2 separate regions of the Mus musculus genome follow, and region 1 is linked to region 2. A link is a contact called in ENCODE Hi-C data. All regions are on one chromosome and are shown on one strand. The core of a region is the stretch at or near the end of the contact, and the rest is flanking DNA. Distances in the headings are between cores, read along the strand shown. Region 1 holds the start of 4930413G21Rik (RIKEN cDNA 4930413G21 gene). Region 2 holds the start of Prkcb (protein kinase C, beta).

Region 1 (5,521 bases), core at 632-3,131, 680 kb before region 2:
GCCCATCCCATGAGCATTACTACCCTGAGAAAAAGAAAGCAAAACAAGTTTAGAGTCAGAGAAGACTGTGACATTGCCACCATTCAAGTCCCAGTACTATGATGTTTTCAGGGGTGGTGGTGCACCCCTTTGATTTCAGCACTCAAAGGCAGCAAGTCCCAGTACTATGATGTTTTCAGGGGTGGTGGTGCACCCCTTTGATTTCAGCACTCAAAGGCAGAGGCAAGAGATCCGAGTTCAAGGTGGCGCAACACCTTTAATCCCAGCACTAGAGAGGCAGAAGCAGGTGGATCCGAGTTCCAGGGCAGTCAGGACTACACAGAGAAACTATCAGAGAGACAGACAGACAGATGGGACCTAGACCCAATTACTTTTAAAATGAAGAGCTCAAATTTTATAACCAGTGGCTTACTTACATTCACACATGGTAGCATTCTTTTTAGAAAAACACACACACATATATTTTGGTGGTGTCGGATGAAGAGCCCAGGGCCTTGCACTTTGAAACTTTTCTGAACTGCTTAACAGTTAAGTGTGGTCTAACACCTGCATTCCCCACACTTGGGAAGCTCAAAAGGGGTTGTTGGGGTTGGAGGCCAGTCTGGGCTACAGAATATAACTTTTGAGTAAATATCACTAATTCTGGAATTACACCTCAGAGTGTTCACCTCAGAACATTTTTTTAAATACAAAACCAATTCCAGCACTAACTAAATCCTCAAAAATACCTTTTCTACAAGCAACCCCGTATAAATAAATAAAAGGCCAGTGGACAATTGCTATCAGCTTCAAAACGCTGCTAGATTAGCCAACAAGTTATATCTACTGCTGCTTTAACCAATAGGAAACCTTACACAGGCTTTCCTCTCCTGATGGAAAAACAAGTTAGGGAAAGGCCACAAGGCAAACACCCAACAGACTCAGGTAGCAACCCTTTTCTCTTTTCAACCCAATCCCACTGTTTAAAAAACTTTAATTAAGGAGGAGGTGGGGCCCCATTTTGAAAACCAGCCTGCTAGGTAAGACAGATCCCAGCATTCAGAAGGCCAGTTAAACTCCAAGGTCGGGTGCTGCAATCCTTGGCTATCAATGAAACTCTGTGTATGACAACGGGTAAGAATGGAGTTCAAGCCTGAAACAAGAAACTTAAAATACCAACCTTGACGCCCCCCCCTCCCCCCAATAAATATCTGCGGCCCGTGTGCCTCTTACCTTCTTTCGTCTGTGCGTTGGTGATCTGCAGATCGCTATCGGCAGCTTTCAGCTTTTCTCTCCCCATAATCTGCTTCTTTAAATCGCAGAGGGAGATATGGAGCCCATCAAAAGTGACGGTGTCGTAGTTGAGTTTAGAGGAAAATTTATAGTGCACACAGGACATTGTGGCAAAAGATTCCTAAGGTTCAGCGAGGAGACGTGGACACTCTCAATATATGTATATTTATAAACTTAAGAGCAAAATATGTACACACACAAAACACTCAAAAGACAACGAAGGACCCTAAGGCCTCAGATTAAATACCCCCCCAACCACAAGCGGGGGTCCGTGAGAACAATAATCCGGAACCCCCCGTACTCAGAATCGCTTCATGAGGGAGGAGCAAGACAGGAAAGGGGGCAATCGAGGATCCGCCAACCGGCACAATGTCACCCGGCTGGGTCCCACTCGCTCATGCTAAGGGCCGGCAGGAGACGGGGGCAGGCGGTGCAGTCAGTAGCGGTCAGTCCACACGTTAGAGTCCGAATGACCCCGCGGGGTCAGGGGTCCATAGCGGCCGCACCTCCCGGCTAGTCTCTCTCCGTGGATGGGGGTGACCCAGGCCCCGGGAGAAGGTTGCGGGGAGAGGGCCTAGGCCCGGAGTCCACGAGCGGCCTCTCGCCTCCTCCCGGCTTCCGGACGACCGGCGTCGGCGTCCCCAGGCCCAGGCCCCCACCGCACACACACCCTGGCGCCTGCTCCCCGGAGGCCACGAGCGGCCCGCGGCCTAGGCCGAGATCGCGCGGTCGGCGGAGGAGAGGCCTTCCAGCGGCCGCCCGGTTCGGCTCCGCCTCCCCCCCGCCGCCGCCTGACACAAAGCCGGTGCGGGGCCCAGCTAGGCCGCGAGGCCCTTCCTCACCACCCCGGGCCCCGGAAGGCGGCTTCGTTGGCCCCGGGGACACCACCGAGGCTGCCCGACTCTTCCTCTTGCTGCTCCTCGCGCTGCTCCCGCTCCTGTCGCCTCTGAGCCCACGACCGCGTCGGGAAGCCCGGAAACGGTCGGGCGGCGGCGAGGGCGTCGCTGGATTCCCTCTTTATTATTATTATTTTTTTTTTGTTCTGCCCCCCCAACCCCGGGCGCTCTCCGGCCCGCACCCTGCGCCGACGACACCTCCGCGCCAGGCACTATGGCGGACGCGGCCTGGCTTCGGGCGAGCGCCCCCACTCCGGGGTCTCTTAAGCAGGGACTGCACGGGCGGCGCACGCGAGGCGGGGCTTGGGCGTGCGCCGATAGGCGGGCCGGGGGCGGGGCCGTCTGCGTCACAAAGCGCACCGGCCCGCCCACGTGACCCGGCGCTTTGTGACTTGCGGCGTGGAACCTGAGGCTACGCGGAGAACAGGAGAAACTACGTGGGTCCGCAGAGAGGGGGAGGCGGACCGTCCCACCGGGCGGGTCTGGAAGGGGCGCTTAAGCGGCGGAGGCCCCAAAGTGCGGAGGGGGTGAACCGCGAATTCCACCCACGCACGAGTCTCATCACTGTGATGGCTGCTCACCAACTCCTCTCCTAACAGACTGTATACCCTGAGCTCTTCCAAAGCTGCTGGTGAGAATGGACCATCATCACCACCAGCAGCATCTTAAGAGCTGTGTCCGACTCTTACCTTGTACTAGGCACCGCGTTGACCGCTGATGTTTGCAAATTCTGGAGCCCAGTCTCCTAGGTCGGAAGTAACTCCGTTCTCCCAAAGACGCTGTCAGAGAATAAAGAATTAAATCCATGAGTATATTTCAATATTTAAGACCATGCCTGGCATATCTGTGCCTCAATACAGGGGGCCTAATAAATGTCAAATAAACAACAGCAAAAAAATATCTCCAATTTATAAGATAGAAACCTAAAGCCAACAGCCGTGCATTTTTCGAGTTTTCAAAGAAGGGAATGCTTGCTGGGTTGCAGGGTCCTCATTCCATTTTAAATTACAAAGTCCCTTAGGAGGGTTGGCATTCTTTTTCTCTTGTGGCATACGGGACATATTGCATTTATAAATTCATAAATAATAAAAATTAAAACTGTACAATTACTATCATTTACAGTGTCCAATGTCCAGCCTCTGAATTTTACAGGCTAGGCTCAAGGAAGTTCAGCAACTGAGAACAAAATCATACATCCAAGAGGTGGCAGAGTTTTCAGAAACTTCCTGAATGCTAACGCCCCAGATTCTGACTTGGTTTAAGTCAATCATCTTGTCAGAAACGCCTTCCTAAGGCCATCTTATTAAGATAGTCATCGATTTTGGCCTTTATTTTCTTCTTAACTGCAAGGAATATACCTGTTTGTTCTTCTGTTGTTTTTTTTTTTATTATTAATTTTCTTGTTTGGTTTTGGTTTTTGGTTTTTCCAGACAGGGTTTCTCTGTATAGCCTCAGCTGTCCTGGAGCTCACTCTGTAGACCAGGCTGGCCTCGAACTCAGATATCTGCCTGACTCTGCGTCCCAAGTGCTGGGATTAAAGGTATGTGCCACTACTGCCCGGCTTATTAATTATTTTTTTGCTTGTTTGTTCTGAGGTTTCACTATGTAGCCCAGACTGGTCTTGAACTCACAATCTTCTTACCTCAATTTCCAGAGTGCCAGAGCCGGGCAGTGGTAGTGCATGCCTTTAATCCCAGCACTTGGGACGCAGAGGCAGGCGGATTTCTGAGTTCAAGGCCAGCCTGATCTACAAAGTGAGTTCCAGGGCAGCCAAGGCTATACAGAGAAACCCTGTCTTTAAAAAAAAACCAAAACAAAAACAAAAAAACAGAGTGCCAGTGTTACTGGGTTTTTGTTGGTTGGATGATCTTTCCCATTCTCTCAGCTAAGAGCATGAAATTTACCCCGATTTTTGTGACATTCCTAAGTCTTGAAAGAGTATTTGGACACTGTAGGTACATTTTGATGTTATCTATAGAAATACCATGGCAATGTTAGCTAACCATCAGAGATAACCCCAGAGACAGAAACACAGCTTAAATAAGTCACTTATAGATTAATTTTTATGTGATTAGTTTCTCCCTCTTTTCTTCGGTAATTCAAAATTTCTTTCTCTATGGTCTAGGGTGACTTTCTTAAAAACCCGGGTGACTGTCAGGCATGTTGGTACCCAAGCATTTGAGAGGCACAGGCAGACTGATCTTGGTAAATTCCAGAGCATCCTGGAATAGGCCAACCAGAGCTACAGAGTGAGACCCTGTCTCAAAAAACAAAAAACAAAAAAACAAAAACAAGAACAAAAAAACCTGAATGAAAGAGGACAGAGTTGCAGAAGAAGGAACTAGGGAACTAGTTCGTCTTTGGTAAGAGAGAGGGGTCTTTGGTGAGTGTGGTAAGAATTACAATTCCTGGGGCTGGTGAGATGGCTCAGTGGGTTAGAGCACCCGACTGCTCTTCCGAAGGTGCAGAGTTCAAATCCCAGCAACCACATGGTGGCTCACAACCATCCGTAACAAGATCTGACCCCCTCTTCTGGAGTGTCTGAAGACAGCTACAATGTACTTACATATAATAAATAAATAAACAAATAAATAAATAAAAAAATCTTTAAAGAAAAAAAAATTAAAAAAAAAAAAAAGAATTACAACTCCTCACCATAGTTAATTCCTTTACCAAATCCAACACCTGATCCCTGGGCCACACCCTGAGGTATCAGAATCTAATCAGAGGAGGAATTTGTGTCTCGGAATCATGCAGTAGGATATGCCGAAGCTCTTCTTATTCTTCCTCAGAGACTTTGTTTTCTGGAGGTTCAGACACACTGAGGAGTAAGCATTCGGGTACCACAGAAATGCCCTCTTTTCATAGACGTTTGTTTGTTTGTTTACCATTTTGCTTTAGTGTGGTAATTTGCTACAATTGAGGAACTAGTATCACTCTATTGTTATTAGCTGAAGTCCATAATTTACAACACAGTTCACTCTGCTTTAAACAGGCTATGTTTTTTGTTTTGTATAAAGAATTTTGTTTTGTATATAGGGCCTCCTTCATGAGGAGTTGGCATTCTTACACTGAGTTACATCGGCAGCTCTGATGCTCGCCTCCCTACCAACCTCAAACTCCTGCAGTTACTTACCTTTTTTTGTTTGGTTGGTTTTTTGAGACAAGGTTTCTCTGTATACCCCTGGCTGTCCTGGAACTCACTTTGTAGACCAGGCTGGCCTCGAACTCAGAAATCCGCCTGCCTCTGCCTCCCAAGTGCTGGGATTAAAGGCGTGGGCGCAACCACGCCTGGCAGTTACTCATGTTTTTATTGGTCTCATAGTTTGGCCTTTTCCAAAACGTGACATAAT
Region 2 (5,584 bases), core at 1,111-3,610:
GAGACAGACAGACAGACAGACAGACAGACAGACAGACAGACAGACAGAGACAGAGACAGAGACAGAGACAGAGACAGAGGGGAGAGAGAAATTCACAAACTATTTATGGCATTCTAAGGGTTAAACAAGGCCACATCTTTAGAGATTCAATTTAAAACCTATCTTTCCCCCTCTCCCATTTTGCATCAGAGCCTCTCTGGAACAAAGCAGGCACTCTCCTGAGCTACATTCCTCAGTCCACAGTCCATCTTGTAGGCACAAACCCTAGAGATAAGAGAGGCCACCAAGTCTCTGATATTTGATTAGGTACCCCTGGTTAAAATCATGGCTCTTGAGCTAGAATCAAGAACCCAGGTAAGGAGTCTCTTGGAGTCCTTCTTGTGCCTCCTCAGATGTTAAAAAGGGCAACCTCAGGCAGGATCCCAGAGGCACCCCATCTGGAACCACCGCTTTCAAAGAGAGAGGAGGCCCAGGGGAAACCACAGTTGCTTTTCTAGGGGGATGCGCCATCTGCAGATGGCAGCCACCTGCAAAGCAGGGGAAAGAGGCAGACCCTCCTACTGGGAGGTAAGGGAGAGCAATGAGCAAGAAAGGGCTGGAATTAGGAAGAAAGAGGTTCCCTCCACACACAAGAGTCCTTGAAGACATTTCATTTCTTAAGCAGGGCTGGCAGTCCTGAGAGAATGCTCAGATAGCAGCGGGATGGATGCACTTTTTGACTTTTAGGGCCTTCCAGGAGCTCCACTGGCCTTTCCTGGATGGTGCATCTCTGGCCCAAATACACACCCCTTAAAAGGACCCTTTGGTGGTGAAGGATTCCTAGCCTGGGAGGTCACTCTGACAGGCAGGATTACTTCACTCTGCCTAACTCGGCCACGTCTTTGAAGTCTGTATTACTCTCTCTTCCCACCATCGGCATCCACAGCGCCACAAAGCCTACCTTGACACTGGAATCCCTGCTTCCCGAAGCCCCTGTAAAAGCACAAGAGGGAGTATCAGTCTGAGGGGTCCAGTTACCAGCTAGTTTCACACAGTCGCCCTCTCCCTTCCCACTGTCCCTCTACCCCAGGGGCAACCTCCTAGCTACAGCCTGGTCTCCAAGGTGTCTTCCACCTTGGATGGGATTGGGAGGTACACTACCGGAGCTTGGCAGTAACCCCCACCTCACATCTCCCCTGCAGTACAGAGGCGACCACGACCACCAGGTGGCAGGATGCGAGGGTGCATTTCCGCCCGGGTGGGGGCGGAAGGCGGGCTGGATATTTGCCCAAGGAGATGCCGGGAGTACCCTCAAGGAAAGAGAAAAGGACCTGTCTAGGGGGAGGATGATAGGGACTTCACCACGGTGGTAACACCTGAGGGGCTAGGGGGCGGGGGGAAGGTCCCCCCATGCTTGGAGGGGCAGAGGGAAGAAAGGGGCCCTGCAGCGACTTGAGGGTGAGAACCAAGGAATGAAAGGGGTGCTCAAGACTCTGGAGGCGAAGTAAGAGATAACCCAGGGCACTGCTCTAGGGACGCAGAGGGAAGGATGCTCCACGCCCCGGGGAAGTAGAGGACACCCCAGAGAGCTGCCCCGGAAAGGAGGGGTGAGGGTGAGAGCTCCTCGAGCCCGGAAGGAGGCAGAAAGATCGGGAACCTCAGGCGAGAAAGACACCCGCGGAGCTGCCCTGCCGAGGAGGGACAGCCACACTGAGCCCTGAGCCAGGTGTCGAAAAGGCGCCTGCAGCGCTGTCCCTAGGCGCTCGGGCGACAGAGTGCAAGAGGGCAGAAGGCGCCTGGCGGCCAGCCGTCTGGGAGCAGAGAACCCAGCACCTGAGGGACTGGCCATCCGGGAGCGCAGGGCATAAGGGTCCAGCGGGATGGGGGTGATCACACGGCTCCTCCCCCCGGGGGCAACAACAGGGGTCCCCATGCGTGTCGCTGCCCTCTAGGGCCCCAGGCAGGTGGCCCGCGCGGCGCACTCTCACCAGATGAAGTCGGTGCAGTGGCTGCAGAAGGTGGGCTGCTTGAAGAAGCGGGCGGTGAATTTGTGGTTCTTCACCTCGTGCACGTTCTTCTGCCGGAGGGCGCCTTTGCGGGCGAAGCGCACTGTGCTCTCCTCGCCCTCGCTCGGCGGCGGCCCCGCAGCCGGGTCAGCCATCTTGCGCGCGCGGGGACTGGGGGGAGCCCCGAGAGGTGGCGGCCCCGGGGCGGCGGGACCGCGGGGCTGCAAGCCCGGAAAGGCGCGGGACTAGGCGGCCGCTGCTGCCGCCCGGGGACCGCAGGGCCGCGCTGCCCCTTCGCGCCGGCTCTGGCGGCGGCCGCGCGCGCGTAGCTGGGCTGTCACTCGCCCAGCTGCTGCCGCTGGTCCAGCTGTGCTTGGCACCGCTGGCCCCAGCTGCGGGGGAGGGAGGCGGAGCCCCAGTGTAACCCCGCCTCCCTCATTTGCATGAAACCCAGGCCCCGCCCAGAGCCGCCAGCTGCTTTACATATCGGCACCACCAGTACCACCAGCAGAGACACACACAGACACACACACACACATACACGTACACCGCAACCCGCAGGCCTCCCAGCCAAGTGTTCTTAGCCGCAGCGCTGCGGCGCGAGGACCGCAGTCTGCGCTGGACAGATCTGAGCCGCGCCCCTGGCACCCTGTCCTAGGCCCTGGGGTGCGTTAAGATGAGCACCTCGGTTGATCCAGCAATGACCAAACGCCTAAGGACCCAAGGGGCTCAAGGAGATGAGGGTTGAACAGGCTGGAAGCAGCCAGTTTCACCTTGGCCTCTGCAGAGACTGGTACCCAGCACCCTCCATCCATCATCCCATTGGTCATTCGGCATGCGTCTCCTGGAGGGATGGGCTTTCATTGTCACTCATCCGGAAAGGCCTGTGGCCACACACACACACACACACACACACCAAGGTCTGCAGAGGTAGGGGAGGACTATACATATATGCATATGTATATATGTATATATCCACCACAAAGACTTGTCTCCACTTGCTCGAACACTTAGAACTCTCTCCACAAAAAGACAGTTTCCCCAACCCCAAAATGGCTGGGCTAATGATGACAGGAGACAAATTTAATAAATGAGCGTTTCCCTACATTTCATTCACTTTTGTCCCTTCTGGTCATACTTGTGCAGTCTGTTAAAACAAAAGTCTATGTGATTGGAAATACCTAGGTTTGTGTGGGTTAAGATCTCCCCAGGTGCTGTCCTCACACCTGGGGCCTTCTTGTATTTGTTAGGAGAGATTTCAAATGTTCAGGGAACATTAATATCCAACGCCATACTCCCCTTGATGCCACTTGAAGGATGGGAAGATAACCAATGATACGACATTGCATGTTATATAAGGCACTGCATCTAAATCTCCCTCTGGTGTGATGCTCTACAGCCTGGGGATGAAAAATGGCATCTGACCGAACTCTTCCACACGTCCCCGGCATTGTTAATGACACCTTCATGTCTCCTGGTGTTGAGTTTAGCATCTGACAGCTCCTACAAGCCCAGTGAGCACTGCTTGAGTAAGTAACAGAATGGAAGAAGGTTACCTGTACCATGCATGACCTGTAAATGTGCAAAAATTAAAACTAAACATACAGGGTGTCAGGGAGGCTTGTGCACTGTCTCATTCGGTCACAACCATAACCTGTATAGACCAGGTAAGTTCTGTGAATAAGCAAAATTAGATGGAAGTGAGTAAGGGGTACACAGTCTCGGGGTTGTACAATGGAGGCTGTCCAGACTACAAAGTGCACTGGTGACAAAGGGTTGGGCCTCTGTAGTGGCAGAGCCTGGATACCACTCTGACAATTCCTACTGGGAGCTCCTGAGCAGAGAGTCACAGTGAGGTGTCTAGCAACTGCATGGTGAGCTATATACCTATAATAATACAGTGTCCTTCCCCTACATAGTAATGCAAAGGTAACAAGGGGGAAAAAGGCATTCACTTTTAAGGTTGGCATGTTTGGGAAACTGGATGTCCCTGGCTATTCTTAGTCTTTTGAGAGGCTCCAGCACCTCCCAGGGAGACTTGGGAAAACATCCCAGGAGACATTGCTGCTGAAGGAGATTTCCTTTGAAAGATGAACTGGAGGCTCACAGCCCACATCCTGTCTTTTGAACCAAGTGCTCTGAGTGACTTTGGTCTGTAACAACAAACTACCTCATGGTGTCTAGGCCTGGAGCCGCATTGCTGCTGTCCTAAAAGCCATTCCATTCCTGGAAGAGCTGTGTGAAGAGAGGCTGGAGACTCAGGTTCCCAGAGGACCCAGATATCTACAGGTTAAAGTTCAAACTGTGGCCTTTGAATACTGGTTTTTGTTTTGTTTTGTTTTGTTTTGTTTTGTTTTGTTTTGTTTTGTTTTGCCAGCCCAGTGATCTTCCTTTCTTTTTATTGTTCACACTATAGTATTTTACCTAAATATCCAAATTATAAGTTCTCTGGTGGTGGGAGACAATGGAGCTTGCATCTCTGAGTTCATCTATTCATTTGTTCACTCGTTCAACAAAAATTACATGTGCCATTCCAGACACTAAAATAAGCCAGATAAAAGGTTCTGCCTTCATGGAACGTATGAACCAATTAATGAGACTGAGGAATGATAATCTATCAATTAACAAATCTCTACCAAGTGGTGTGAAATCTGTCCTGTAAATAAAAATGAATCATATAATCATAAATTATAAATTATGGTGAAAAAAATAACAGTATCCAAGGAAGCCCTTTATAACTAGGCTTATCTAAGAGAAAGCTTGAATGAAGTGATGGTGAGCAACCATGGCCCTGTCTGAGGCTAGAATTTTCTAAATAGATAAAAGAATAATGACAAAGGATTTAGCTCATCGTGCTGGACAAAAGCAAGGTGGTCTCTGTGTCTGAGATAGAAAAGAGGCAGCAGTGCTGGGCGGTGGTGGCACACGCCTTTAATCCCAGAACTTGGGAGGCAGAGGCAGGCAGATTACTGAGTTTGAGGCCAGCCTGGTCTACAGAGTGAGTTCCAGGACAGCCAGGGCTGTACAGGGAAACCCTGTCTCAAAAAAAGAAAGAGAGAGAGGGAGAGGGAGAGGGAGAGGGAGAGGGAGAGGGAGAGGGAGAGGGAGAGGGAGAGGGAGAGGGAGAGGGAGAGGGAGAGGGAGAGGGAGAGGGAGAGGGAGAGGGAGAGGGAGAGGGAGGGAGGAAAGAAGGAAGGAAGAAAGCAAGCAAGGACGGAAGCAAGCAAGGAAGGAAGGAAAAGAAAAGAAAGGAAAGGAAAAGAAAGGAAGAGGAGAGGAGAGGAGAGGAGAGGAGAGGAGAGGAGAGAAGAGAAGAGAAGAGAAGAGAAGAGAAGAGAAGAGAAGAGAAGAGAAGAGAAGAGAAGAGAAGAGAAGAGAAGAGAGGCAGCAACTATTAAACAATGAGATGTGGCCTGATACAACACAGGTTCCTCTTAAAGATCACCCTGGATACCACATGGGAAAAGGCTTTAGACAAGGAGAATGGAGGCAGAGAGAGCAGTGGAGAGGTCCTTTAAAACGATGAAGCAAGGGAGGACAACATGACATGGTGTTCCACAAGCCTGAAGAGCAGAAAATGAATGTGTGTGTCCAGGTCT

Evidence for each region. A loop is a pair of places that touch in the nucleus more often than their neighbours do.
Region 1: a map of regulatory T cell shows a loop between it and region 2 (2.2-fold over the local background). The contact joins the promoter of 4930413G21Rik here to the promoter of Prkcb in region 2. A Hi-C loop is called at or near these places in 1 of 37 maps with a recorded cell type or tissue (regulatory T cell).

Annotation. Positions count from the first base shown.
Region 1 is chr7:122,966,819-122,972,339 of GRCm38, reverse strand. 4930413G21Rik (RIKEN cDNA 4930413G21 gene) reads left to right here and starts at 1,881. Exons shown (of 1, transcript NR_045614.1): 1 at 1,881-3,282. Rbbp6 (retinoblastoma binding protein 6, ubiquitin ligase) reads right to left here and starts at 1,776. Exons shown (of 18, transcript NM_011247.2): 1 at 1,213-1,776. The coding sequence starts at 1,378.
Region 2 is chr7:122,285,901-122,291,484 of GRCm38, reverse strand. Prkcb (protein kinase C, beta) reads right to left here and starts at 2,360. Exons shown (of 17, transcript NM_008855.2): 1 at 1,968-2,360; 2 at 941-972. The coding sequence starts at 2,140. Gm51497 (a long non-coding RNA gene) reads left to right here. Exons shown (of 3, transcript XR_003946872.1): 3 at 1-849.